2 separate regions of the Homo sapiens genome follow, and region 2 is linked to region 1. A link is an interaction called in ENCODE POLR2A ChIA-PET data of the cell type or tissue named here. Cell type or tissue: IMR-90. All regions are shown on one strand. Links, peaks and the distances in the headings refer to the core of each region. The heading gives the core; the rest is flanking DNA. Region 1 overlaps POR (cytochrome p450 oxidoreductase). Region 2 overlaps STYXL1 (serine/threonine/tyrosine interacting like 1).

Region 1 (12,456 bases), core at 4,457-12,456:
CTTGTGTTATTTTTGGGGGCGGGGTGGAATTTTTATCAAGTATCTTCAGAGAAGATTATTTCCTGCTTTATCTTCAAAAACTGTAAAGGAAGGGTCAAAGGAAAGACAGTGGCTGGCCGGGCCCGGTGGCTCACGCCTATAATCCTAGCACTTTGGGAGGCTGAGGCGGGCAGATCACCTGAGGTCGGGAGTTCGAAACCAGCCTGACCAACATGGAGAAACCCCGTCTCTACTAAAAATACAAAAATTAGCTGAGCGTGGTGGCACACGCCTGTAATCCCAGCTACTGGGGAGGCTGAGGCAGGAGAATCGCTTGAACCCGGGAGGCGGAGGTTGTGGTGAGCCAAGATCAGACCTTTGTCCTCCAGCCTGGGCAACAAGAGCGAAACTCCATCTCAAAAAAAAAAAAAAAGAAAAGAAAAGACAGTAGCTTACGTTCATGGCGGCACCTCTCATCACAGTCCAGTTCCAAGGAAAAATTCCAGCGTTTTCTACGTTGGCTGCTGCCTTGTCTGAAATCACATTTTGTGGAGAAAGGAGTCTTGCTTTGTTGCATCTTCTATCCTAGGGTTTAATGTTGGTGAATGAGTAACTCTAGCATTTGTACAAGGCTCCCTAAGAGTCCTGCAGCAGTCGACCAAGCCCGGGGACATAATTGAATCCGGAGATTCCTGGGGCCTTGAAAAAGGCTTGAAATATACATAGGAAGAAAGGCACAAAAATAAATGCTCACTTGTCTCTGCAAAAAAAAAGAAAAGAAAAATTGTGTCTCAAGTTCCTTCTGTAGTTGATAATTTATTCAGTAATCATTTTATAATTGAAGAAGAATATTCTGACTCTAAATCTTTCTAGATCAGTTACCTGGATGCTGAAGACATGAATAAATTTGTTTATTTTAAAAATCCTAGGGCCTGGCACAGTGGCTCATGCTTATAATCTTAGCACTGTGGGAGGCCGAGGTGGACGGATCACTAGAGCCCAGGAATTCAAGACCATCCTGGGCCACATGGCAAAACACCATCTCTATTTAAAAATTAGTGTTTTTAAACATCAGTGTTTAAAAATTAGCTGGGTGTGGTGGTGTGTACCTGTCATCCCAACTACTTGGGAGGCTGAGGTGGGAGGATCACCTGAGCCCAGGGAGGTTGAGGCTGCAGTGAGCCATGATCAGACCACTGCACACCAACCTGGGTGATAGAGTGAGACCCCCATCTCAAAATATACAGTAATAAATGAAAAATAGAAAATTCCCCAAATAAATAAATAATAGAAAATTCTAATGAAAATAAAAGGAGTTGAGTGTAACCGTTGAGTGTCTGCGCTGGGTGTTTATGTCTCATGTAACCAACGTAGCACTGTGAGCATGGTCATCCCGGAGACGGACTGTGATAAATCGTGTGCCCAGGATCCCAGAGTGCATAGGTGGCATATCTAGGTTTTGAACCAAGGTCTGTTGGTCTTTTATAGCTCAACTGGGTTGTGAGTTTGTTGAATTTCACTTTCCATGCTTTCCCCAACCAAACCAAAAACCAGAGGGGGAACTGAAAGCTGAGAGCCTAGTAATTGAGAAAAGGACTCTGGGAGGTGATGGTGTCAAAAAGCAGTCCAGGGAAGCTCTTGTGGTTGAGCACACAGCTCTGCCCAGAGCTTCCTAGATGCCAAGGCAAAGAAGGATGGGGTTACATAGCAGTTATTGGAAAAAGGAAGCTGACCAGTTTCTCATTAGTATTTTTCAGCTGGGCGCGATGGCTCATGTCTGTAGTCCCAGCACTCTGGGAGGCTGAGGCAGGAGGATCACTTGTGGCCAGGAGTTTGAGACCAGCCTGGGCAAGAGAGAGAGAGAGAGACCCTGTCCCTTCAACAAGAAAATACACATTTAAAATATTAGCCAGGCATGGTGGTGTGCACCTGTAGTCCCAGCTACTCAAGAGGCTGAAGCAGGACGATCGCTTGAGCCTGAGAGTTCAAGGCTGTAGTAAGCTATGATTGCACCACGACACTGCAGCCTGGGTGATGGAGCAAGACCCCATCTCTTAAATTTTTTTTAAAAAGTGCTTTTCCCTGGGCCTTTACACGAGGATCATTGAATAAAGCAGTGGTCAGCAGCCCATGTACTCAGCAAGTATTTGTAGAGCACCACGTATGTGCCAAGCTCTCTTCGAGGTGCTGGGACTACTTTTGTGTGTGGAAAAGACCAACAAGATGAAAGATGATGTTGGCCTAGGCCAGGGTGGAGGCACTGTTTTCAAGAACAGGAGTGTTCCCACAGGTGACCCTTTCTGGGTCCCATCTAGGTAAGAGGCTGAGAGGTTCAGGCTCGGTTGTAAATTCTGTAAGGGCAGTTCTTTGGGAGGTGTGAGCAAGAGAATGGAATCAGAGCGATTATTTTAGCAGGCAGGAGTGAAGCTTGAGAATCTGGCAGAGTGAGGAGCGATCTTGTGCCAGAGTGAGAGGCAGCCAGTCCAAAGTGAAGGTTCTGAAGCTCTTAGTACCTCCCACGTACAGTGTCCTGCTTTTTTTTCTTTCTCTTTTCTCTCTCTTTTTTTTTTTTTTTTTTTTTAAGGCAGGACACTTGCTCTGTCACCCAGGATCATTGCTCACTGCAGTCTCAAACTCCTTAAGCCCTTCCAAGTAGCTGGGACTACAGGCACACACCACCATGCTTGGCGAGTTTTTCTTTCTTTTTGCAGAGATGGGGTCTTGCTATGTTGCCCAGGCCGATCTCAAACTCCTGGGCTCAAACGATCCTCCTGTTGACCTCCCAAAGTGCTGGAATTACAGGCATGAGCCACTGTACCTGGACCCCTGCTATTTTTCCTGTGATATTTGAAAAGCTTGGCTTGGTTTCTTGCCCTTTAGTAGGTGATTGCAGGCAGAGCCACGAGGTCTTAGAAAGCAGCACGGCTCTGTTCCGATACTCCTGGCTGAAGGGCCAGTGTGCTGTGCCATTGAGGGAGAAGCATTGACTCTGGTCTGGGAGATTCTGTTCATTTAGTCATTCAGCAAACAAATATTGAGTGCTGGCCAGGTGTGGTGGCTCACACCTGTAATCCCAGCACTTTGGGAGGCCGAGGCGGGCAGATCACCTGAGGTCGCGAGTTCGAGACCGGCCTGACCAACATGGAGAAACCTGTCTCTACTAAAAATACAAAATTAGCCGGGCGTGGTGGTGCATGCCTGTAATCCCAGCTACTTGGGAGGCTGAGGCAGGAGAATCGCTTGAACCCGGGGGGCAGAGGTTGCAGTGAGCTGAGGTTGCGCCATTGCATTCCATCCAGCCTGGGCAACAAGAGCGAAACTCTGTCTCAAAAAAACAAAAACAAATATTGAGCACTCATGTTATGCAAAGTCTGATGAGCACCAGGGTTACAGAGGTGCAGGATAGCTCCACCCAGACACGAGACCAATCCTGTGTCCTTCTGCAGGGATTATTTCATCTTGGGTAATGCTGTCATCTGATGATGTGGCCAGGATGTCAGCTGCAAAATGAACCCCAGGTCATTCAGTGAGGCTGCGTCTACCTGTAACTTTGCCATGTCCTAAAAAGGTCTTGAAGGGCAGACAGATGGTTGATAGAATAGCTCTGGAGACAGTTGGTCTGGGTTTGAATCCTGGTTCCACCATTTATCGATTCCCTGATGTTGGACAAGGTCCTTTAACCTTTGTGATAATTACAGCTCCTGTATGTCAGAGCAGTGTTAAAACACTGTTCATTAGTTAAAAACAAATCAGGGCCGGGCTTGGTGGCTCACACCTGTAATCCCAGCACTTTGGGAGATTGAGGTGGGCTAATGGCTTGAGCCCAGGAGTTTGAGACCAACCTGGGCAACATGGCGAAACCCCGTATCTTAACAAAAAATTAATGGGGCTTGGTGGTGGGTGCCTGTAGTCCCAGCAACGCAGGAGGCTGGGCTGTCATCACGCCACTGTACAGCAGCCTGGCTGACAGAGTGAGACCCTGTCTCAAAAAAAAAACAACAACAAAAAAAACCCCAAAAAACAAAAACCAGGTCAGGAGTGGGGAGTGACTGCTGATGAGTGTGGGATTTCCTTTTGAGGGTATGAAGATGCTCTGGAATCTGGTAGTGGTGATGCTTGCACAATGGGTGAATATAGTGAAAACCACTGAATTTTATACTTTAAAATGATGAATTTTATGGTGTGTGAATTCTGTCTCAATTTTTTTTTTTTTTTTTTGAGACTGACTCTCGCTCTGTGGTCCAGGCTGGAGTGCAGTGGCCCAATCTCAGCCCACTGCAACCTCTGCCTCCCGGGTTCCAGTGATTCTCTTGCCTCAGCCTCCTGAGTAGCTGGGATTACAGGTGCCCACCACCACACCCAGCTAATTTTTGTATTTTTAGTAGAGACGGGGTTTCACCATGTTGGCTAGACTGGTCTCGAACTCCTGACCTCAAGTGATCTTGCCCTCCTCGGCCTGAGGCATGAGCCACTGCTCCCAGTCTCTATCTCAGGTTTCTTTTTTTTTTTTTTTTTTTTTGAGACGGAGTCTTGCTGTGTTGCCCAGGCTGGAGTACAGTGGAACAATCTTCACTTACCACAACCTCCACCTCCTGGGTTCAAGTGATTCTCCTGCCTCAGCCTCCCAAGTAGCTGGGATTACAGGCACACACTGCCATACCAGCTAATTTTTGTATTTTTAGTAGAGATAGGGTTTCACTATGTTGGCCAGGCTGGTCTCGAACTCCTGACCTTGTGATCCACCCGCCTCGGCCTCTCAAAGTACTGGGATTACAGGTGTGAGCCACCACACCCGGCTTCTATCTCAGTTTTTAAAAATCAGGTTTATAGGTCATGAGTTCTTGAGCAACTAGACTCCCACCAGTTGTGCCTCCAGTTCCCTGTCATCTTGAGCTAGTCGTGGACACCTGCAGCAGACGTATGTTCACTGCGTGTTTCTGGGCTCCCACACATTTCTAAGCCCTCTTGAAGTTAACTTCGGGTAATGGCCTGTGAGAGGAAGTCACGTATGTCACTTCTGGATGGAAGCATTTAAGAGCCAGGGCCAGGCCCTCCAGCAATCTTCTTCCCATCAGGACGGCCCGGAAGTTGAACATTGAGATGGTGGAATGACAAGAGAAAAAGCTGCTTGAACCACTGAGTCACCTTATGGAGGCCAAGGGCCTAGCGGAGTCACCCTGCCCACACTAGACGTTGCTTAGAGTTCAGCTTGAAGCCATGTGATGTGGGTCACTGCCCAGGAGGACTTTTTTCTAGTGCTGTGGCCTGGAGGACTTTCCCTCTAGCCTCTCATGCAGGTGTACTGTGTGATGTGGTGGGTCTCTTTTCTAACAGGAAGCCCCAGTGGGTGCAGCAGAGCTGTGGCTCTCCCAACTCAAGCACATCTCCACAGCTAGCTGCCGGCAAGTACGCAGCTCTCTTGGTGGTGTCTGAGAAATGGAGCATTAAGCCCTCAGTCTAAAGGAGCATCTTGGGTAACCTAGTGTACCTGTCTCGAGCAGCAGGCATAGTACAATGTCAGGCCAGCACCAAAGGATTTTGTCTTCCTTGTAAGACAACATGGGGCAATAGAAAGCTCTGTATGGGCAATCTTGTAAATGGTATAATAATTATGATGCTTTTATAGACACCGCATGACCGTCCTTAGTCACCATAGCGATGGGATCTAATTATTACTGACTTGTTCATGTTGTGGGTTTTTAGTAACCCTACTGCCCACATTCTAGAATTTAAACACATGCTGTGAATATCCAAGCACAGGTCACAGAGATGACCTAGAGTTGGTGCTCAGTACACTTTTTTTGTTTTTTTGAGACCGAGTCTGGCTCTATCGCCCAGGCTGGAGTGCAGTGGTGCGATCTCAGCTCAGCGCAACCTCCGCCTCCTGGGTTCAAGTGATTTTCCTGCCTCAGCCTCCTGAGTAGCTGGGATTACAGAGCATGCACCACCATGCCCAGCTACTTTTTGTATTTTTAGTTTCACCATGTTGGCCAGGCTGGTCTTGAACTCCTGACCTCAGGTGATCTTCCCACTTTGGCCTCCCAAAGTGCTGGGATAACAGGTGTGAGCCACCGCGCCCGGCCTCAATACACATGTGATTGCCTTGAATGCATAGCAATGACCGAACATCAAGGTGAAACGCAAGCAACGCTGGGGAAGGAATGACCAATACGGTGCCCTCTGAGGCCTCAGCCCAGGGGCCATCTGGCTTGTCTGTCTCATTAGTACCATTGTTCCCTGTCAGCTTGTGGAAGAGCTGATTTGAAACCACCTGTTGGACCGAAGGAAGCCACTGACCAATACCTGTTCTGTGGGTGAAGCTGTCGCCCAGAGCACCCCCTGTGACTCCGTGGTCCTCTATGCACTAGTAGAAACTCTGTTTTTGCTGAATGGCACAGCCCACTACTAGCTGAATGTGGGGTGACAGTAGCCAGCATGAGAACCATCAAGACCATTATGGGCCAGGAGTTGGGTCACCCCTTCCTTGTCTAGGGTTGCAACAAGAAGTGACAGAGAGGGTCCCACAAGGTCTTTAAATCTCCCTCTGTAAGTTGTGGGAATTTCAGTAACTTGCTTGGTCCTTAGGGCTTTGAATCTGAGTCTGTAAAATGGGTGAAATAATATTTCTCTAAACAGGTTTATCATATGAATCAAAAGAAATTGTAGAAGGTGCCTAGCCAGGGTGCTTGGCACGTAGTAGGTGTTGAGTGAACGTTGGTTGCATTGCTTGGCTCCTCCTTAGTGAGCCTGTAGTAAACACAGTGCTGTGTAGACTAGGCAGGCCTTTCTCTCTTCTGCAATTCTGAGTGCTTTTTCTTAAGAACCAAGGGGTACTAACCCTTGTTTTAGAGACATTCAGAAACTAGCCAGGCGTAGTGGTGTGCACCTGTAGTCCCAGCTCCTCGGGAGGCTGAGGTGGGAGGATCACTTGATCCTGGGAGGTAGAGGTTGTGGTGACCTATGATTGCACCACTGCACTCCAGCCTGGACAACAGAGCAAGACCCTGTCTAAAAATAAATAAAATAAAATAAATAAATAAATGTAAACAAGGAAATAGAAAACGTTTATACTGATGGAGTCTCGCTGTGTCGCCCAGGCTGGAGTGCAGTGGCACGATCTTGGCTCACTGCAGCCTCCACCTCCCGGGTTCAAGTGATTCTCCTGCCTCAGCCTCCCAAGTAGCTGGAATTACAAGCATGTGCCACCACGCCCGTCTAATTTTGTATTTTTAGTAAAGACAGGGTTTCTCCATGTTGGTTAGGCTGGTCTCCAACTCCTGACCTCAGGTGATCCGCCCACCTCGACCTCCCAGAGTGCTGGGATTACAGGCATGAGCCACCTTGCCCGGCCCTTATGTATTTATTTTTTAAAGACAGGGTCTTGCTCTGTCACCCAGGCTGGAGTGCAGTGTTGGGATCATATCTCACTGTAACCCCCAATTCCTGGGCTCAAGTGATCCTCTAACCTCAGCCTCCTGAGTAGCGGGGACTACAGGTGTGCACCACCACACCTCACTAATTTTTTAATTTTCTGTAGAGATGGCGTTTCACTATGTTACCCAGGCTGGTCTCAAACTCCTGGCCTCAATCCATCCTCCCGCCTCAGCCTCTCAATGTGCTGGGATTACAGGCATGAGCCACTGTGCCTGTCCAGCAACAATATTTATAACAGCCCCCAAAAGGAAACAATCCAAGTATCCATCACCCATTGAATGGATAAACAAAATGTGGTATATCCATACGATGAAATGTTACTCAGGCATGAAGAGGAATGAAGGGCTTTTATGCATGCCACAACGTGGATGGACCTTGAAGACATTATTCTAAGTGAAAGAAACCAGTTACAAAGGGCCACTTATTGTGTGATTTTATTTATTTATTTATTTATTTATTTATTTATTTATTTATTTATTTGAGACACAGTCTCCCTCTCTCACGCAGGCTATAATGCAGTGGTGCAGTCTTGGCTCACTGCAACCTCCACCTCCCAGGTTCAAGCGATTCTCCTGCCTTAGCCTCCCGAGTAGCTGGGATTACAGGCGCCTGTCATCACACCCGACTAATTTTTTTGTATTTTTAGTAGAGACGGGGTTTCACCACGTTGGACAGGTTGGTCTCGAACTCCTGTCCTCAAGTGATCCTCCCGCCTTGGTCTCCCAAAGTGCTGGGATTACAGGTGTGAGCCTCCGCACCTGGCCTGTTTTTCCTTTTAAAGCCGTGACTCTATTTTCCCTTCTGGCCTTGGTGTGTGCTCTTCCCCACTCTGTCTCCTTCCCTTTTGAGTCCTTTCCATCAGGAAGCCCTCCTTAACCACTACCAGACTCACCCACACATGAACCGGCTCCCACCATCTGTTCTGTTTATTTTGGCAAGGAAATAAAGATGTGTCTTCCACCAGAAAAGCTGAGGCCACTACTCGATTCAGTTTGCCCTCCCTGCTGGGGCACAGGTGTCATGGCCTCCCTTAAGTGCTTATTAATTCCTGTGTTTCAGCTTTCATCCTTCCACCTGCTGCTAGGCCTCTGTGCACACAGTGCTTTGTGGAATTGCTCCCGTCTCTTCAGCTTAGCAGCGTGCCTTGAAGAGGAAGAGCTGCAGAGAAATTTTGAAAATAAATTGCTTTTTGAAAAATAATTTGACAGTAAGTCAGGGACCTTGAAAATATTTGTTCCCTTTGATTCAGAAATATTTCTAAGACAAATTCAGAAATTCTTTTTTTTTTTTTTTGAGACAAATTCTGTCTCTGTCTGCCCAGGCTGGAGTGCAGTGGTGCAGTCTTGGCTCACTGCAACCTCCGCCTCCCAGGTTCAAGTGATTCTCATGCCTCAGCCCCCCGAGTAGCTAGAACTGCAGGTGTGCACCAACACGCCCAGCTAATTGTTGTATTGTTTTATAGAAACAGGGATTTGTTGTGTTGCCCAGGCTAGTCTTGAACTCCTGAGCTTAAGCAATCTGCCTGCCTCGGCCTCCCAAAGTGCTGGGACTACAGGCATGTACCACTGCGCCTGGCCAGAATTTCTATTTTAAGGAACTTATCAGTGGCTTACAAAGACTTATGTTGAAAATATATCAATCCTGTTTTTCATGACTTTTTTAAAAACAGTTTTAATTTTTTTTTCTGTACTAGAAAATGCACTGTAACTTGACATTGTAATAGTGAAAATATAATGACATTTGAGAATTTATAACAAGAAAATGTTCACAATTTAATATATGAAAAGTAGAACAAAATTATATGTAGTATAAGACCGATCATGTTAAAAACATGGGCGGGCACGGTGGCTCACACCTGTAATCCCAGCACTTTGGGAGGCCGAGGTGGGTGGATCACGAGGTCAGGAGTTTGAGACCAGCCTGGCCAACATAGTGAAACCCCATCTCTACTACAAATACAAAGATTAGCCGAGCATGGTGGCAGGCACCTGTAATCCCAGCTACTCCAGAGGCCGAGGCAGGAAAATCCCTTGAACTCGGGAGGTGGAGGTTGCAGTGAGCTGAGCGAGATGGCACCACTGCATTCCAGCCTGGGCAACAACAGAGCGAGACTCCATCTGAAAAAAAAAAAAAAAGGAAAAGTATGTCCTGTAATATGCATGTAAAAAACTGGTAGAATGAAACCAAATAAGAGTTTGGATTATGTTTTCCTTAATTTTATGTTTTAAAATATAGCACATTTTCTTCACTAAACATGCTTTTAAATTTTTTAATTGACAAAGTTGTATATATTTATAGTGTATGGCATATTGTTTTGAAGTCTGGTAGAATGGCTAAATTGAGTTAATTAACATATGCATTACCTCACACCTTTTTTTGTGGTGAGAACACTTAAAATCTACTCTTAGCAGTCTTCAAGAGTACAACACATTGCTACTAACTATAGTCACCATGTTATACAATAGGTCTTTGTTTTTTTTTTTTTTTTTTTTTTTTTTTTTTGAGCGGAGTTTCACTCTTGTTGCCCAGGCTGGAGTGCAATGGCGCGATCTCGGCTCACTGCAACCTCTGCCTCCCAGGTTCAAGCGATTCTCCTGCCTCAGCCTCTGGAGCAGCCAGGATTACAGGCACCTGCCACCACGCCTGGCTAATTTTTTGTATTTTTAGTAGAGATGGGGGTTTCACCATGTTGCCCAGGCTGGTTTCTAACTCCTGACCTCAGGTGATCCACCTGCCTGGGCCTCCCAAAGTGTTGGGATTACAGGCGTGAGCCACCGCACCCAGCCTCAGTAGGTCTCTTGAACTGTATTTAATTTTAACTTTTTGTTTTGAAATAGTTTCAGATTTGCAAAAAAGTTGCAACAGCAGTGCTAACAATTCTTGAGCGCCCTTTACCCAGATTTCCCCATTGTTAATATTTTACCATATTTGCTTTATCAATGTGTGTGTGTGTGTGTGTAGATATATTTTTTCTTGAACTATTTGAGAATGAGTTGCAGATATGACCAAGATACTTGGTTACCCCTAAGTACTTCAGTGTGTATTTTCTTCAAGGCAAGGACAGTTTTTTTTTTTTTGGTAAGCAAAATACAGTGATCAATAGCAGGAAATTAACATTGATATCCTGTGTTGTCTAATCATAGAGTTTCTTTACATTTTGCCGTTAATATCTTTTACATCAGAAAAAATATGTTTTTTTCCTGGTCCAAGACCTCAGAGTGTGTGTGTGTGTGTGTGTGTGTGTGTGTGTGTGTGTGTGTGTGTGTGTCTTAGATCACTCAGTCTTTGTTTATCTTTCATGGCCTTAACATTTTTGAAAATGTGAGGCCGTGTCTTTGTCAACGTCTCACAGTTTGGTTTGGGTTTGTATAATTCCCTTATAACAAGATCCAGCTTCCACCCGAGGCAACAGAGTGAACAACAACAACAAAAAAAGAGGTGACCTGGGTGCTTTTACTACCCTACATTCAGATGTGGGAGCAAAGAAATGACTTAAAGTTGGAGTTTATATTTAAAAGGGAAGCGGAATGTAAGTTTGGAAAATTTGCAGGCTGGCCATGTGACAGAAAGAAAAAACTTTTTCAAGAGAATTCAAGCAGGCTGTGGAGCAACCGCTTGCTAGAGCGATTTGTAGATTTAAAAAGGAGCCAAGTGCTGATAGCCAAGACTGTGGGGAAAAAAAGGCCTTGAAGGCATTTCAGAGACCTTCCCGGCAGCCCCTCCCATTACAGTTGTGGAGGCCTCAGAGGGAAGAATGCTTTGTGGTTCAGGCCCAGTGCCAGGGACAGCCTCAGGACACTGCTCCTCACATCCCTGGCCATTCAGCTTCCAGCCTTGGCTCAAAGGGGCCCAGATACAGCTCAGGCTGCCACACTAGAGGGTGAAAGCCATGAGCCTTGGCCGCTTCAATGTGGTGGTGAGCCTGTGGGTGGACAGAATGCAAGAGTGAGGGAGGCTTGGCAGCCTCCACCTAGATTTCAGAGGATGTATGGGAAAGCCTGGGAAAGGGGCAGACCCCTTACCGAGAACCTCTGGTAGGAGAGGAATGTGGGACTGGAGGCCCCATACAGAGTTCTCACTGGGGCACTGCCTAGTGGAGCTGTGGGAAGGGGGCCACTGTCCTCCAGACCCCGGAATGGTAGATCCACCAGCATCTTACAACCTGTCCCTGGAAAAGCCACAGGCTGTGAGAGCAGCCTCGGATTGAACCCTGCAAAGCCACCAGGACAGAGCTGCCCAGGACCTTGGGAGCCCACCCTTCGCACCAGCACGCCCTGGATGTGAGACATGGAGTCAAAAGGAGATTATTTGGGAGCTTTAAGATTTAATGACTGTCTGCCAGGTGCGGTGGCTCACACCTGTAATCCCAGCACTATGGGAGGCCGAGGTGGGAGTGCATTGGCGCTATCTCAGTTCACTGCAACCTCCACTTCCTGGGTTCAAGCGATTCTCCTGCCTTAGCCTCCCAAGTAACTGGGACTACAGGCACCCACCACCATGCCCAGGTAATTTTTGTATTTTTAGTAGGGACAGGGTTTCATCATGTTGGCCAGGTTGGTCTCGAATCCTGACCTCAGGTGATCTGCCCCCGTCGGCCTCCCAAAGTGCTGGGATTATAGGCTTGAGCCACTGCGCCTGGCTGGAGGGACCGGTTTTTTAATTGAGAGGGTTGGTACTTCTCCCTTCCTGCCTTTTTCCAAGGGCTGCTCGGGGCTTGTGTGTGTGTGTGTGTGTGTGTGTGTGTGTGTGTGTGTGTGTGTGTGTGTTTCAAAGACAGAGATCTGTATTTATTAACTCAGGTCAGACACTTGGGATTTTTCACCAGGCATCATCACCAATCAGCCAGCTCAGATTAATTAATATTAATTTGGTTGGTCTGTTCCCAGGCCCTTGGTGTGCAGGCACTTTCTGTCATTAAGTCCTTGTGACCCAGCCTCGTGTGACACATCTCCCATGATGGGGAGCCACTCCCCCAATAGCGCATTCTATGTTCAGACTCCTTTATTAGAACGTCTTTGCTTGGAGGGGTTGTAAACCTCTCTC
Region 2 (17,314 bases), core at 4,297-12,296, 77 kb after region 1:
CTGGGGATCACGAACAGGCTGTGACAGGCAGGGCAGGCCCTCGAGAAAGGTGCTGTGAGTTAGGAGCTCCGAGTTCCGCCTGGGTTTGCTGCGATGGGTCCCTGCTTCCCTCTCTTCTCTGGACCCTGCGCCCAAGGTACAGGGAGATAGACGGGAGTGGGTGGGCGCCTGTGCTGCAGCTCTGGGACTCCAAGCAGTTCTCCCTTGGGCAACACCAAACAAACACAGGTGGACGGCCTGACAGCAGTGGGGGCTGCAGGACAGCCTGACCTGGCCTGAGTCCCTGGGCCAGCCCTGCATATCCAGCCTCAGGCCTCAAGCATGCAACACTGGGGCCTTGCCCTTGGGTGACGCGGACTGGGGAGCACCCTAGACTTGGAGTTATCTGGGATTCTTCCTCCCAAAGCAGTGCTGGGGCCCCACTCCTCCCAGGTTGCGCTCTGACCTCACCTCCCAGGGGGTGGCCGTGGTGCGAGCCTGGCCCGGGGAACGCATACCTGCAAGGTCTGCTCGTTACTATGCATGAGGTAGGCTATGATGGCGGCACAACTGCGGCTGATACCTTGGGTGGAAAAGATCAGAATGACAGAGCCAAGGTGATGGTGAATTTCTGCAAAAAGAAGTGGGGGGTTGGGTCATGCCTGGCCCTCCTCCCTGTGGGCCTGGGTTGCTGTCAGACACTGGCCTCCATGGGCCCGTGGTCCAAGCATGAGTTCAAAACCAGCCCACGTGACCTCGGCAAGTCCCATGATTTCTCTGGGAGCCCATTTCATTGTCTAGCAAGTGGGCATCCCTCAGACCTGGCTGGAAGTTCCAGAGAATCATGCCTGGGCAACCAGCATCACCAGGCAAAGACCTTCTCCTGAACTCCAGGTTTCTAGCCCAGGAAGCTCTGCTACCAACTGGCCTCCCAGTATGGGGCGGACAGGACCATCGTCATCCCAAAAACAGTCAGGAGCTGACAGAGCCAGTGTAGCCTGAGTGCCAATCCTGACTGCCACTCACTGGCCGTGGGGCTTGGGCAAGTTACTTCCTTTCCTTTCCTTCCCCCATCTCCTCTCTTCTTTCCCCTTTCTTCTCCTCTCTACTCCTCTCTCTCCTTTCCTTCTTTCTTTGTTGAGACAGAGTTTCACTCTTGTTGCCCAGGCTGGAGTGCAGTGGCACAATCTCAGTTCACTGCAACCTCTGCCTCCTGGGTTCAAGTGATTCTCCTGGCTTAACCTCCCGAGTACCTGGGATTACAAGCACCTGCCACCACGCCCAGCTAATTTTTTGTATTTTTAATAGAGATGGGGTTTCACCATGTTGGCCAGGCTGGTCTCCAACTCCAGACCTCAGGTGATCTGCCTGCCTTGGCCTCCCAAAGTGCTGGGATTATAGGCATGAGCCACTGCGCCTGATTTTTTTTTTTTTTTTTTTTTTTTCAATATAGACATGCAGTCTCACTATGTTGTTCAGGCTGGTCTTGAACTCCTGACCTCGGGTGATCTGCCCACCTTGGCTTCTCAAAGTACTGGAATGACAGGTAAGAACCACTGTGCCCAGCCTATTTTTATTTATTTTATTTTAGAGACTGGGTCTTGCTCTGTTGCCCAGGCTGGAACGCAGTGGTGTAATCACAGCTCACTGCAACCTTGAACTCCTGGGCTCAAGTAACCCTCCGCCTTAGCCTTCTGAGTAGCTGGGACCACAGGCATGTGCCACCATATCCAGCTAACTTTTTTGTACAGATGGGGTCTCACAATGTTGCCCGGGCTGGAGGGTAAGTTACTTGAGGCCACGGTGTCCTCATCTGGAAAACGGGATCACAGTATACTACCTACTTCATACAGTTTGGTTTTGTTCTGTGCTGAGCCCAGTGCCTGGCACAGAAATATCAGCTCTAATCACAGCACCCCTGAAGCTGTGAGTCCTGCCCAGGGAGAGGAAATCTAAGCTGGCACCCGAGGCTGGTCTGGCAACCCTCAGGAACTGAAGATAAGCCTACCAAGTGCAAAATCACAGACTGCCAGGGCTGAAGAAGGACGCAGAGATGACGATGGCCACCTTCCTCACCATCTGAATAAAGGAACTGAGCATGCAGTTTAATTTATTGACTGGCTCAGTGCTACCCAGGGAGGCAGGCTAGATGGGGTCCCTCCTTGGGCCACAAGGCTCTGCCATCTCGAGGTGGGACACATGGGAAGTCTCAGCCTCAGGCCCTGGTTGAGCAACATTTGACATCTACTGGGCAAATAAAGGATGGTTGGGGCTGGGTGTGGTGGCTCACGCCTGTAATCCCAGTACTTTGGGAGGCTGAGGTGGGTGGATTGCTTGAGCTCAGGAGTTCAAGACCAGTTTGGGCAACATGGCAAAACCCCATCTTTACTAAAAATGCAAAAATTAGTTGGACGTGGTGGTGCATGCCTGTAGTCCCAGCTACTTGGGAGGCTGAGGTAGGAGGATTGCTTGAGCCCAGGAAGTAGAGATTGCAGTGAGCCAAGATTGTGCCACTACACTCCAGCCTGGGTGAACAAGCCAGACCCCGTCTCGAAAAATAAAATTTAAAATAAGGGATGGTTGGGCCAAAATGCCATGCTCCAGCCCCTGGTACAGTGGCTCAGGCCAGGAGCTGTTGGTGCCAGACAGGCAGGCATGGGGTGGGGACTCTGACCTGACTCAGCCCTGCTCTCTCTACAGATCTTACTCTCCTCTGGCAATCTGGAGCCCCAGGAATGAGTAAAAAATCCACTCTTGATGAGTTAAGTAACTGGTGGGCATCACTTGGGTGTGGTGGCTCATGCCTATAATCCCAGCACCTTGAGAGGCTGAGGTAGGAAGATCGCTTGAGGCCAGGAGTTCAAGACCTGCCTAGGCAACATAGCAAGACCCCAACTCCACCAACCAACCAACAAACAAAAACAAAGAAAATCTTGGAAGTCAGAACTGAAAGAGCTTTGTAGTCTTCCTTCCATTCCACCGACATCCCACAGACCAAGGATGAAGGCGGGGATGGAGAGAGATAGATTTACTACTGGTCCCCAGAGCTCAGCCCAGAGCCTCCATGAGCATGTGCACTTGTGGGTAGCCATCACTCTCATTTTACAACAAGCCCAGAAGGGCACAGCCATCTAGCCAGGGCCAGAGCCTTGGGCCCCACTGCCCCCGAGGTAAACACCACGGTTGCTCGTTTCACTGAGGGCTCCCCAGAAGTTGGACGTGTCCTGGAGCTTGTCCCACCCAGATGGAGCATATGCCGAGCTGGGCCCTTTCTCTCTAGAGCATGGGGAAATCACGGTCCAGAATAAGCCTGTGAAGGAGGCTCCACTGCCCCTCTGCTTCCCAGACACAGGCCAGTTGCTACCCGGCCAAGGAACGCTCCTTACCAATGAAGTGACACATGTGGCGTAAGAAGGGAAGAATCTGGGCTTCCGGGGAATCTTCTATCCGGATGTGCAGAAGCTTGTCAGCATCGCCTGCAAAACTACACGGAAGGACCACACAGGTCATCAGGTGGAATGCAGAATGCAGGCATCCCCATTGTGGGGTTTTCATCACAGCAGAAGGGCCACAGGGAGGACGCTGAGCTTGTGTAAGGGGGAATGTGCACAGGTAACTCAACCTCTCCTGGAAAAAAACATCCAGGCTGGGTGTGGTGGCTCATGAATAAGCCCAGTAATTTGGGAAACAGAGATGGGAGGATCACATAGCGAGACCCTTGTCTTTTTTTTTGTTTGTTTGAGACAGATTCCCGCTCTGTTGCCCAGGCTGGAGTGCAGTGGCACGATCTCGGCTCACTGCAACCTCTACCTCCCAGGTTCAAGCGATTCTCCTGCTTCAGCCTCCCAAGTAGCTGGGATTACAGGCATGTGCCACCACAACCGGCTAATGTTTATATTTTTAGTAGAGATGGGGTTTCACCATTTTGGCCAGGCTGGTCATCAAACTCCCAACCTCAGCTTATGTACCCGCCTTGGCCTCTCAAAGTGCTGGGATTACAGGTGTGAGCCACCACACCCAGCCAAAAAAATTTTTTTAAGTACCTATCTTGGCCAAGCATGGTGGCTCACACCTGTAAACCCAGCACTTTGGGAGGCCAAGGCAGGCAGATCACTTGAGGTCAGGAGTTCGAGACCAGCCCAGGCAACATTTTGAAACCCTGTCTCTACTAAAAACTACAAAAATTAGCCGGGTATGATGGCACACACCTTTAGTCCCAGCTACTGGGGAGGCTGAGGCAGGAGAATCACTTAACCCTGGAGGCGGAGGTTGCAGTGAGCCAAGATTGTGCCACTGCACTCCAGCCTGGGTGACAGAGCAAGACCCCATCTCAAAAAATAATAAAATAGGCCAGGCGCGGTGGCTCATGCCTGTAATCCCAGCACTTTGGGAGGCCAAGGCGGGATGATCACAAGGTCAGGTGATCGAGACCATCCTGGCTAACACGGTGAAACCCCATCTCTACTAAAAATACAAAAAACTAGCTGGGCGTGGTGGCGGGCGCCTGTAGTCCCAGCTACTGGGGAGGCTGAGGCAGGAGAATGGCGTGAACCCAGGAGGCGGAGCTTGCAGTGAGCCGAGATTGTGCCACTGCACTCCAGTCTGGGTGACAGAGTGAGACTCCGTCTCAAAAAATAATAATAATAAAATAAAAACTAAAGGGAAGGGATAGCATTAGGAGATATACCTAATGCTAAATGACGAGTTAATGGGTGCAGCACACCAACATGGCACATGTATACATATGTAACAAACCTGCCCATTGTGCACATGTACCCTAAAACGTAAAGTGTAATAATAATAAAATTAAAAAAAATAAATAAAATAAATTTAAATATTATATAAAAAATAAAATGAAATATAAATCAGTAGTTTCTCTTTACTTACAAGGGCCCTGTATCCATGGAGACATTGACATGGGCTTTGATTTTCAAGTCCTTCTGAATCTTGGGGTCACAGGCTTGACTGAAATTGCCAACGAAGACCTTCCCTGGCACGATTTCAATGGGGTATGGCTGAAATGCATCCAGTTCCTGAAGTGTGGAGGGAGAAAGGCAGCTATGAGCATATTCCTCAGGGAAGAGGGATGTCTATCTCTTGAAACACAGCTCAGCAAACGAGCGTAAAAGGGCAGTTCCAGGACAGTGAATGTGACGGAGATCCAGACTTTGAAAGAGATTGGCACACGGTAACTTGCATGGGGTGGCACAGGGCGAGTCATGACGAAAGGACTGAGCCTCATCGTGCAGAGCGCTGGGTCTCAGCACTGGTGTCCATTCCCTCCGTGGCAACTGTTTACACTTGGCCAGGTGCACAAAGGTTGCAGTGAGGACGCTGTGGCCCAGAACTGTAACAACCCAGCATGTACTGGGGGCTCAGGAGGATGGAGAGGGACAGCTCTCTTAAGACCACCAGAATTTAAGCATCGAGAGAGAGAGAGAAGGAGGAGGAGGAGGAAGAGAGAGGAGGAGGAAGAGAGAGGAGGAGAGAGGAGGAAGAGAGAGGAGGAGAGAGGAGGAGGAGGAGGAGAGAGGAGGAGGAGGAGGAGGAGGGAGGAGGTGGAGGAGGAGAGAGGAGGTTTCATCATGTTGGCCAGGCTGGTCTTGAACTCCTGACCTCAAGTAATCCACCTGCCTCGGCTGCCCAAAGTGCTAGGATTACAGGCGTGAGCCACTGTGCTCAACCCATCTTTTTCTTTTCTTTTCTTTTTTTAAAGATACAGGGTCTCTCACTCTGTCACCCAGGCTGGAGTGCAAGTGGCTCAATCATAGCTCGCTGCAGTCTTATCTTCCTGGGCTCAAATGCTTCTCCTACCTCAGCCTCCCAGGTAGCTGGGACTACAGGTGCGCATGACCATACTCAGCTAATTTTGATACTTTTATCTTTTGTAGAGATGGGGTCTCACTATGTTGCCCAAGCTGTCCTCGAACTCCTGGCCTGTAGTGATCCTCCTGCCTCAGCCTCCCAAAGTGTTGGGATACACATGTGAGCCACCCTGCATGCCCAGAAATGAAGCCAGTGTATGTGCAGAGGGGTAGAGAGAACAAGACACCTACTTAAATGGGAGCTTCCTGAGTTCCAGGTCCAAAGTTATCATTAAAACTTTCGTTTGCCGGGCGCAGTGGCTCAAGCCTGTAATCCCAGCACTTTGGGAGGCTGAGGTGGGCGGATCACGAGGTCAGGAGATCGAGACCATCCTGGCTAACACGGTGAAACCTCGTCTCTTCTAAAAAATACAAAAAATTAGCCGGGCATGGTGGCGGGCACCTGTAATCCCAGCTACTTGGGAGGCTGAGGCAGGAGAATGGCATGAACCTGGGAGGCGGAGCTTGCAGTGAGCTGAGATTGTGCCACTGCACTCCAGCCTGGGCGACAGAATGAGACTCCGTCTCAAAAAAAAAAAAAAAAAAACAAAACAACAACAACAACAACAAAAAACTTTCGTTTATTTGAAACACAGACAAGGATTATCTCTACATTTCCCAAAGTGTGTTCTAAGAAACACTAGTCCCCCATAAGGCACTATGAGAAAAGGGTTCAGGGGTTCAGATAACCAAATGCAATCTGTGTGTTCCACATCCATATATTCAAGCAACCTTGGATGAAAAATATCCAGAAAAATAATTCATGGTTGCATCTGTACAGAACATGTACAGACTTTTTTTCTTGTCATTATTCCCTAAACGATACAGTATAACAATTATTTACATAGCATGTACATTGTATTAGGTATTATAAATAATCTAGAGATGATTTAAAGTATACACAAGAGGGGCCAGGTGAGGTGGCTCACATCTGTAACCCCATCACTTTGGGAGGCCGAGGCAGGCGCATCACCTGAGGTGAGGAGCTTGAGACCAACCTGGCCAACGAGTGAAACCCCATCTCCACGAAAAACACAAAAATTAGCCAGGCATGATGGTGCATGCCTGTAGTCCCAGCTACTCGGGAGGCTGAGGCAGGAGAATCACTTGATCCTGGGACGTGGAGGTTGCAGTGAGATGAGATCATGCCACTGCACCCCAGCCTGGCAACAGAGTGAGACTCTGTCTCAAATAAATAAAGTATACGAGACGATACGCTTAGGTTAGACGCAAATACTACACCATCTTGTATCAGGGAGTTGAAGATCCAAGGATTTGGTATCTATTGGGGGCCCTGGAACCAACCTCCATGGATACTGGACAACTGTACAAACGGACAGCTGTATCTATGATTCCTCTCTCGGAAACAACACGTACATTAGCAATCAAAGGTTCAAAGAAGTTGGGCACAGTGGCTGCTCATGCCTGTGATATCAGCACTTTGGGAGGCCAAGGTGGGAGGATCGCTTGAACCCAGGAGTTCAAGACCAGCCTGGGTAACACAGCAAGACCCTTGTCTCTACAAAAAATAAAAAATTCGCCAGGCATGGTGGCACATGGCTGTACTCCCGGCTACTCAGGAGGCTGAAGTGGGAGGATCCCACAGGAGTTTGAGGTTACAGAGAGTTATGACCGCATCACTGCACTCCAGCCTGTCTCTCAAAAAAAAAAAAAAAAAAATAGCCGGGCACAGTGCCTCATGCTTATAATCCCAGCACTTTGGGAGGCTGAGGTGGGTGGATCACTTGAGGTCAGGAGTTTGAGACCAGCCTGACCAACATGGTGAAACCCTGTCTCTACTAAAAATACAAAAATTAGCCAGGTGTGACAGTGCACGCCTGTAATCCCAGCTACTCGGGAGGCTGGGGCAGGAGAATCACTTGAACCCAGGAGGTGGAGCCTGCAGTGAGCCAAGATTGTGCCATTGCACTCCAGCCCGGGCAACAAGAGCAAAACTCCATCTCAAAAAAAAAAAAAAAAAAAAAAAAAAAAAAATCTCAAAGAAGCTCTGCAGTAGAGAAATCCACTCCAACTGGATAACTTGATGTTTCCATGAGGCTCTGATTAGAGACCACTTTCTCCATTATTACACCACAGAAAATGCTGACCTTTGCCAAAGATCAAAATCAGTTCCAAAAGTCCCCTGGCTCTAAGTCTGACTCAGAAATAACATTTTAAGGACCTCAGGCGTGTGGGTCCTTCAGAGCCACCTGAACTCAGCACATCTCACTCCCTTCCCCACGGCAGTGAACCCTCTGCAAGCCCACATCCTTCCCAAGCTACCAGCTTCGAAAGCCATTAGTAAAGAACAGACACCAAGCTGAGCCAGTTCTCCAGCCTGTGACACGGAGATGCATGACCCCCCACTGCCTGCGGGCAGGCCCAATTTACTCCAGCATGTGGGCTGCCCCTAACCCGGATGGACGCTCAGCTTGCTGGTGCCAAATGAAATCCCCCTTTCAATTTCCACTTAAAAATCTCGCTAAAAGGCCAGGCATGGTGGCTGATGCTTGTAATCCCAGCACTTTGGGAAGCTGAGGCAGGTGGATCACCTGAGGTCAGGAGTTCAAGACCAGCCTGGCCAACATAGTGAAACCCCATCTCTACTAAAAATATAAAAATTAGGCGTGGTGGCACACGCCTGTAATCTCAGCTACTCTGGAGGCTGAGGCAGGAGAATCACTTGAACCCAGGAGGTGGAGGTTGCAGTAAGCCCAGATTGTACCACTGTACTCCAGCCTGGGCAACAGAGATGCTATCTCAAAAAAAAACCAAAACAAAACAAAACAAAAAAAACCCCACAAAAATCCCATAGCAAATCTATCAACCCCTCTTCCTGCTGTTTTTAAACCAGCTTCCTTTTCTGCGGTTGTGTGGGTTTGGCTGGGAAGAGGGTGTGATGTGGATAAAAACACACTGTACTGTAGAATGTGTGTAAATGCTCAGTGACACAATGCAAACGAAACCAGTATCTCAAATGAATATGCCCGAACTGGGCACACTGCCTTCCCCCAAAACCACCTCCTTCTTCCCCCACCCCGCCCCCTCCCGAGTGTTCCCCAGAATGAACCACATCACAGCCCCCGTCACCCACGCCTAAAACCAGGGCATCATCCCAGCCCCCTCTCTCTCCTATGCCCTCATGTCTGATCGGTGCTACCTCCTAAATCTTTCTTTCTTCTTTTTTCTTTTTTGAGATGGAGTCTCACTCTGTCACCCAGGCTGGAGTGCAGTGGTGTGACTCAGCTCACTGCAACCTCCGCCTCCCGGGTTCAATTGATTTTCCTGCCTCAGCCTCCTGAGTAACTGGGATTACAGGCATGTGCCACCACACCCAGCTAATTTTTGTATTTTTAGTAGAGATGGGGTTTCACCATGTTGGCCAGAATGGTCTTGATCTCTTGACCTCGTGATCCGCCCGCCTTGGCCTCCCAAAATGCTGGGATTACAGGCGTGAGCCTCCAAGCCCAGCCTTTTAAAAAAATTTTTGTGTAAACAAGGTCTTACTATGTTGCCCAGGCTAGTCTCAAACTCCTGGACTCAAGTGATCCTTCCACCTCCTCTTTGACCTCCCAAAGTGCTAGGATTCCAAGCTTAAGCCACCACAGCTGGCCAGTCACCTACATTCTAAAGACAGCTGCAAACAAGTAACCCAATCCAACCCTCACAGCTACCCTAGCCACAACCCTGCGCCTTCTTCCCAATGTGACTAGACTAGGAGCAAAGGCAAGTTTCAGGAATATGCAACTGTCAAAACGGACCATACCGGGCCTTTTAAATATGTGCAGTTCATCATGTCAATTACACCTTACTAAAGCTTCAGAAATGAGGAGGTGGCAGTGATGAGTTATCAGCAGCGTAGGGTTTGCAGAGAAGAAATTAATCTCTCTGCACCCTGCAAAGCCAGGGTGCTCCTCCAAGAGCAAGGAGGAGCAAGGAGGAGTTCCAATCAAGATAAGACTTGATTCAGATTTGAGGCTGGAACATTAAACTGCCCTGGCTTATACTAGACTGATTGTCTTTACTTCCTTTATTTAACTGACTGTACACCTGTTGAGCTGAAATTCACAGTGCTGTTATCTCAGTGGAAGAAAGGGATGTCTTTGGGAGCCAGGCATGCATACCCTGGATCTGGGAACATGTCTGACCTCAGGCATGAGTCCCTGCCTTCTACGATTCCGGTGAAGGAATGTGGGCATGCGGGGCAGGGGACGGGTCATGGGCTTCCAAGTTAAGGGGAGGAAGTTGGAGGAGATGCCTGGCAGGGGTTGAAGGGAGTCACCACTGGCTGCGTTCTCTGGGAGATCCTCAGCCCCAGAAGGAGCCAGGGTGAGGCTGAGCTGGGTCCCGAGAAACCCAGCAGCAGAGGCTACCAGCAGCTCACACAGCCAGACGGGGCCAGAGAGCAGGCACTTTCCCACCACTAACACGCAGCCAGGCACACAGACAGGTCCACTCTGGGCCCTACTGCCAAAGGTACTCTGCCCAGAAGAGGGGAAGAGAGCAGCTGTCCTTAAAGCTAACCCCCATCCCTCCCTACTTTGAGTGCCCCCAGCAAACCCTAGGCTGCCCAGCTCTAGGGCATGGGAAGAGATGAGACTTGATTCAGATTTGAGGTTGGAACATTAAACCGCCCTAGCTTCTACTAGACTGTCTTTTTACTTCCTTTAACATTATTTCAAAACTATACACTAGTTGGCCAGGTGTGGTGGTTCATGCCTATAATTCCAGTACTTTGAGAGGCCAAGGCAGGAGGATTGCTTAAGGTCAGGAGTTTTGGACCAGCCTGGGGAACATAGCAAGACCCTGTATCTGCAAAAAATTTTAAAACTTAGCTGACTGTGGTGGCATGCATCTGTAGTCCCACCTACTCAAGAGGCTGAGGCTGGAGGATACCAAGCCCAGGAGGTGGAGGCTGCAGTGAGCTATGATTGCACCACTGCACTCCAGCCTGGGCAACAGAGTGAGACCCTGTCTCTAAAACGTATATATCGCCCAACTTCAAACATTAACAACTCATTGGCCAATTTTGTTTCCTCTATACCCTCACTGCCTTCTCACCTCACCCCAGATTATTTGAAAGGAAATTCCAGACATCACGTCATTTCACCCGTAAATATTTTGTTCTGTATTTCTAAAAGATAAGGACTTGTACTTTATAATAACCATAACAATGTCACTACAACCTTCGAAAAGCAACAATTCCTAAACACAGTCAAACATCCTGTGAATAGTCACATTTGCCCAGTCATTCTATACTATGATTTCGATTGAAGTTTTTTGTAACCAAAAGTGGCCAGAAAGTATGGAATCTGCTCACGATGTTGCTAAGGGCAGGAAGGGGAACACAGCTGAAGGCAACTGTTAGAAAAAGTTAAAACCACTTTCTGTTTACATTCCATTGTGTTCAGACGCTTCAATAAGCCAGACATCTGTACACGGCACTCTCCAGGGACCAGGCCCTGCCTGCAAATCTCTGCATAGTCTGGTGCTAGCCTTAGACAACTCCACCCAGTTCTCTTCCTCGAAATCTCCTCCTCCGTCAGATTTGGCTCTGGGAAGCTCAAGTGCCCCTTCTCTGGGCTCCAGATACCCGGGGCGTCCCTTGACACAGTCCAGCTTCCAGCCACTGCCTCCCCTACAGACAGGACCAGTCATCAGCAGAAACTGGAATCTCAAAATTGTTTTGTTTTGACAAAACTGACCATGAGTTGACAATGTTTGGAGCTAGGTGATGGACAAAGGGGTTTAATATCTGATTCTCTTTTTGTATTAAAAAATAGGCTGAGTGCAGTGGCTCACGCCTCTAATCCCAGCACTTTGGGAGGCTGAGGCAGGTGGATCACTTGAGGTCAGGAGCTGGAGACCAGCCTGACCAACATGGTGAAACCCTGTCTCTACTAAAAAAGAATTATAATAGAGATGGGGGTCTCACTATACTGCCCAGGCTGGTCTTGAACTCCTGAGATCAAGCAATCCTCCTGCCTTGGCCTCCCAGAGTGCTAAAACTACAGGTGTGAGTCGCCACACCTGGCTGATTTTCTTTTTGTTTTTTTTGGAGACAGGGTCTTGCTTCGTCAACCAGGCTGGAGTACAGTGGCATGGCAACGGCTCACTGCAGCCTCGACCTCCTGGGCTCAAGCAATCCACCCATCTCTTTTCTAAATTATTTTTTTGAGCCAGGGTCTCACTCTGTCACACAGGCTGGAGTGCAGTGGTGTGATCTCGGCTCCCTGCAACCTCCTCCTCCTGGGTTCAAGTAATTCTCCTGCCTCACCCTCCTGAGTAACTGGGACTACAAGACAGGTGGGCCACTATGCCCGGTGAATTTCTGTATTTTTGGTAGTCAGGGTTTTGCCATGTTGCTTAGGCTGGGCTCAAACTCCTGAGCTCAAGTGATCCATCCAGCTTGGCCTCCAAAAGTGCTGGGATTATAGGCGTGAGCCACCACAGCCAGCTCCATTTATTGATTTTTTTGTAGAGACAAGGTCTCACTATATTGCTCAGGCCGGTCTCAAAGTACTGAGCTAAAGCAATCCTCCTGCCTTGGCCTCCCCAAGTGCTAGGCTTATAGGCGTGAGCCACCGTGCCTGACCAATCCTTCCCACTTTTGTGTATTTTTGTATCCTCTGGATCCAGCTAGGATTTGTGGAATCAGACAGCCAAGAAAAAAGAGGTGGTCTCGAGCCGCCATGCCCCTGCCTTTCTGACCTTGGTATCGGTCCACCATCCAGCCTGCCCTCTGAATGGGTCCACCTTTGCTCACTGTTTCAACCCGACAGCCATCAGTTCCTTATAAAGAACTGTGGCCGGGCAGGATGGCTCACGCCTGTGATCCCAGCACTTTGGAAAGCCGAGGCAGGTGGATCACTTGAGGTCAGGAGATCGAGACCATCCTGGCTAACAGGGTGAAACCCTGTCTCTACTAAAAATACAAAAAATTAGCCGGGCGTGCTGGTGGGCGCCTGTAGTCCCACCTACTTGGGAGGCCGAGGCAGGAGAATGGCGTGAACCTGGGAGGCAGAGCTTGCAGTGAGCCAAGATGGCACCACTGCACTCCAGCCTGGGCGACAGAGCGAGACTCCGTCTCAAAAAAAAAAAAAAAAAAGTGGAGGAGATGGGGGAGACTGGGCTGCAGACATGAACTTAGGGCTGCCAGGAGTCCAGATCTAGTTTTTTTTTTGTTTGTTTTTGTTTTTGTTTTTGTTTGAGACAGTCTTACTCTGTCATCCAGGCTGGAGTACAGTGGCATGATCTTGGCTCACTGCAACCTCTGCCTCCTGGGTTCAAGCAATTCTTCTGCCTCAGCTTCCCTAGTAGCTACGACTATGGGCACGCACCACCACGCCCAGCTAATTTTTGTGTTTTTAGTATAGACAGAATCTCCTCCACTTTCTCTATATCCTCTGTCCCATCCTCCTGTTTCTCCCACTCAGTCACCCACAAGTCAGTTTCTAGGCCCATCCTTCCCGTCTGGGCCTGCCTGTGCTCAGCATTTGGCCCTACCTGAGGCATCCAGATGATCTTCTGGGTCCGGAGAAAGTGGTACGTGCCTGAGAAGCGCTCATAGCCCCCTTTCAGGATGTAGACGGGGTGGTGGGTGAGGCGGGTCAGGATCCTGCCATACTCAATGGCTGCTTGAGGCACAAGATCTGAGAGTGGAGACCAAAGACATGAATGTCTCCTGTGTATCTGCCATTGGTCTAGAGCTGGGATAGATGACCACTTTCTTCTGAAATGCAATTATTTTATTTATTTTCTGAGACAGAGTCTCACTCTGTCGCCCAGGCTGGAGTGCAGTGGTGCGATCTCGGCTCACTGCAACCTCTGCCTCCTGGGTTCAAGCGATTCTCCTGCCTCAGCCTCCCAAGTAGCTGGGACTACAGGCGCCCACCATGCCTGGCTAATTTTTTATTTTTAGTATAGACAGGGTTTCACCATGTTTGCCAGCCTGGTTTTGAACTCCTCAGCTCAGGTGATCCTTCAGCCTCGGCCTCCCAAAGTGCTGAGATTACAGGCGTGAGCCACCATGCCCGGCTTGAAATGCAATTATTTAGGAAGCTGAAGCAAGTATAGAGATGCATCATATTAAAATTTTAAAAGTAGCTTACCACCGGGTTTTTTTTGTTTTTGTTTTTGAGACTGGGCTTCACTCCATCTGGCTGGAGTGCAGTGGTACAATCTCGGCTCACTGCAACCTCCAGCTCCTGGGCTCACACCATCCTCCCACCTCAGCCTCCCGAGTAGCTGGGACTATAGGTGCGCACCACCACACCTGGCTAAATTTTGTATTGTTTTGTAGAGACAGTGTCTCACTTTTTTGCCCAGGCTTGTCTTGAACTCCTGAGCTCAAGCAATCTACCTGCCTCAGCCTCCCAGAGTGCTGAGATTACAGGTGTGCTCAGCCTAAGTTAATCTTCTTTTCTGCAAACTCTGAGATATATGTATTGTATGATGTCATACAATACATATATCTCAGAGTTTACAGAAACTGCCAGCTCGTTAACCACTCATATGCATACATATGGTTTACATATTATATACATGTATATATTATATTTATACCACATATATATGTCAACTGTATGTTGTGTATCACACAATTCACCCATTTAAAGTGTGCAATTCAAAACATATAGACCAATGGAACAAAATAGATAACCCAGAAATAAAGCCACACACCTATAACCATCTGATCTTCAACAAAGTTGACAAAAATAAGCAATGGAGGCTGGGGATGGTGGTTTACATCTATAATCCCAGAACCTTGGGAGGCAGAGGCAGGAGAATTGCCTGAGCCCAGGAGTTTGAGACCAACCTAGGCAACATGGAAAGACCCCGCCTCCACAAATAAAATTCAAAAAATTAGTTGAGTGTGGTGGCGGGCACCTGCAGTTCCAGCTACTAGAGAGGCTGAGGCAGGAGGATCACCTGAGCCAGGGAGGTTGAGGCTGTAGTGAGCAATGGTCGTGCCACTGCACTACAGCCTTGGAGACAGAACAAGACCTTGTCTCAAAGAACAGGAAAGGGGAAAGGACTCCCACTTATTGGTCAATAAATGGTACTAAGATAACTGGCTATCCATATGCAGAAGAATGAAACTGGACCCCTATCACCATATACAAAAATCAACTCAAGATAGATTAAAGACTTAAATGTAACACCTGAAAACTATAGAAATCCTAGAAGAAAATCTAGGGAATACCCTTCTTGACATTGGCCTTGGCAAATAATTTTTGGCTAAGTCCTCCAAAGCAATTGCAACAAAACAAAAATTGACAAGTGGGACCTAAGGACACGAAAGTGCTTCTGCACAGCAAGAAAAACTACCAGAGTAAACAAACAGCCTGCAGAATGGGAGAAAGTATCCACAAGCTATGCATCCAACAAAGATCCAATATCCAAAATCTATAAGGAACTGAAATCAAGAAGCAAAAACCAAACAACCTCTGATGGTTAATACTGAGTGTCAACTTGATTGGGTTGAAGGATGCAAAGTACTGATCCTGGGCGTGTCTGTGAGGGTGTTGCCAAAGGAGATTAACATTTGAGTCAGTGGACTGGGAGAGGCAGACCCACCCTCAATCTGAGTGGGCACCATCTAATCAGCTGCCAGTACAGCTACAACATAAAGCAACCAGAAATACATGAAAACACTAGACTGGCCTAGCCTCCCAGCCTACATCTTTCTCCCTTGCTGGATGCTTCCTGTCCTCAAACATTGGACTCCAAGTTCTTCAGCTTTGGGACTCACACTGGCTTCCTTGCTCCTCAGCTTGCAGACAGCCTATTGTGGGACCTTGTGATCACACGAGTTAATACTCCTTAACAAACTCCCATATATATAGATACACATGTATCTACATATACACGCATATATATACACACACATATATCTATACATATGTACATGTATAGATATAAGTATATACATATGTACATTTATAGATATATGTATATCTATACATATGTACATGTATAGGGATACATATATATAATTATGTGTGTATAGATATACGTATATCTATATGTATGTGTGTATATATGTATATCTATACATACATGTGTATATATACACGTATATCTATACATATGTGTGTATATATACACGTATATCTATACGTATGTGTGCACATATATAGCGTATATACGTATGTGTGTATATATACGTATATCTATACGTATACACATATATACATATATACGCATATATACACATATATACATATATACGCATATATATACACGTATATATATAAAAACACACACACATATATATATCTCCTATTAGTTCTGTCCCTCTAGAGAACTCTAATACACAACTCTATTAAAAAGTGGGCAAAGGACATAAACAGACACTTTTCAAAAGACATACAAGCAGCCAACGAACGTGAAAAAATGCTTGACATCACTAATCATCAGAGAAATGCAAATCAAAACCACAATGAGATAACCTTCTCACATCAGTCAGAATGGCTTTTATTAGAAAGCCAAAAAATAATAGATGTTGACAGGGCTATGGAGAAAAGGAACACTTACATACTGTTGGTGGGAATGTAAAGTAGTTCAGCCCCTGTGGAAAGGAGTTTGAGATTTGTCAAGGAACCAAAAATAGAACTACCATTCAACCCAGCAATCCCATTACTATGTACACATCCAAAAGAAAATATATTGTTACACCAAAAGGATACCTGCACCCATATGTTCACTGCAGCACTACTGACAACAGCAAAGACATAGAATCAACTCAAGGGCCCATCAACAACGGATTGTATTTATTTATTTATTTATTTAATTTTTTTTTAGATGGAGTCTCGCTCTTGTCGCCCAGGCTGGAGTGCAATGGCACGATCTCGGCGCACTGCAACCTCCACCTCCCTGGGTTCAATCAATTCTCCTGCCTCAGCCTCTCGAGTAGCTAGGATTACAGGCATGCACCACCATGCCCAGCTAATTTTTGTATTTTTAGTAGAGACGGGGTTTCACTATGTTAGCCAGGCTGGTCTCAAACTGCTGACCTCAAGTGATCCACCCGCCTTGGCCCCCCAAAGTGCTAGGATTACAGGCATGAGCCACCGTGCCCGGCCCCAGATTGGATTTTTTAAATGTGGTTAACATATACCACAGAATACTACACAGCTATAAAAAAAGAACAAAATCATGTCCTCTGCAGCACCATGGATGGAGCTGGAGGCCATCATCCTAAACGAACTAACACAGATATAGAAAACCAGATACCACATGTTCTCATTTATAAGTGCAAGCTAAACATCAGAAGCATATAGAAATAAAGATGCGGAACAACACACCCTGAAGAATACGAGGAGGACAGAGAGAGAGGGACAGGGGTTGAAAAACTACCTACTGGGGCCAGGCGCGATGGCTCACACCTGTAATCCCAATACTTTGGGAGGCCAAGGCGGGTGCATCATCTGAGGCCAGGAGTTTGAGACCAGCCTGGCCAAGATGGC

The links. ChIA-PET counts read pairs that join two places held together with the same protein. Peaks named below come from ENCODE experiments on the same cell type or tissue, not always from the same donor. Only the 100,000 strongest peaks of a DNase experiment are listed, where the experiment ranks them.
Region 2: POLR2A ChIA-PET joins it to region 1 with 15 read pairs; 6 of 35 experiments call an interaction of 5 or more read pairs at or near these places.

The regions. Positions count from the first base shown.
Region 1 is chr7:75,923,492-75,935,947 of GRCh38, forward strand. The region is part of intron 1 of POR (cytochrome p450 oxidoreductase); the gene reads left to right. It also overlaps the pseudogene RPL7L1P3. Among named protein-coding and RNA genes, the nearest start is that of SNORA14A, 14 kb to the right of the region's middle. RefSeq lists enhancers at 5,046-5,105, 11,096-11,924. In IMR-90, for the core only: no CTCF peak of the experiment used is centred there; a DNase peak (open chromatin) is centred at 11,140.
Region 2 is chr7:76,000,393-76,017,706 of GRCh38, forward strand. STYXL1 (serine/threonine/tyrosine interacting like 1) reads right to left here. Exons shown (of 9, transcript NM_001317785.2): 5 at 13,350-13,495; 6 at 4,867-5,012; 7 at 3,366-3,463; 8 at 498-610. Among named protein-coding and RNA genes, the nearest start is that of TMEM120A, 14 kb to the left of the region's middle. RefSeq lists enhancers at 413-913, 8,094-8,273. In IMR-90, for the core only: no CTCF peak of the experiment used is centred there; a DNase peak (open chromatin) is centred at 11,229; H3K27ac peaks cover 1,738 bases.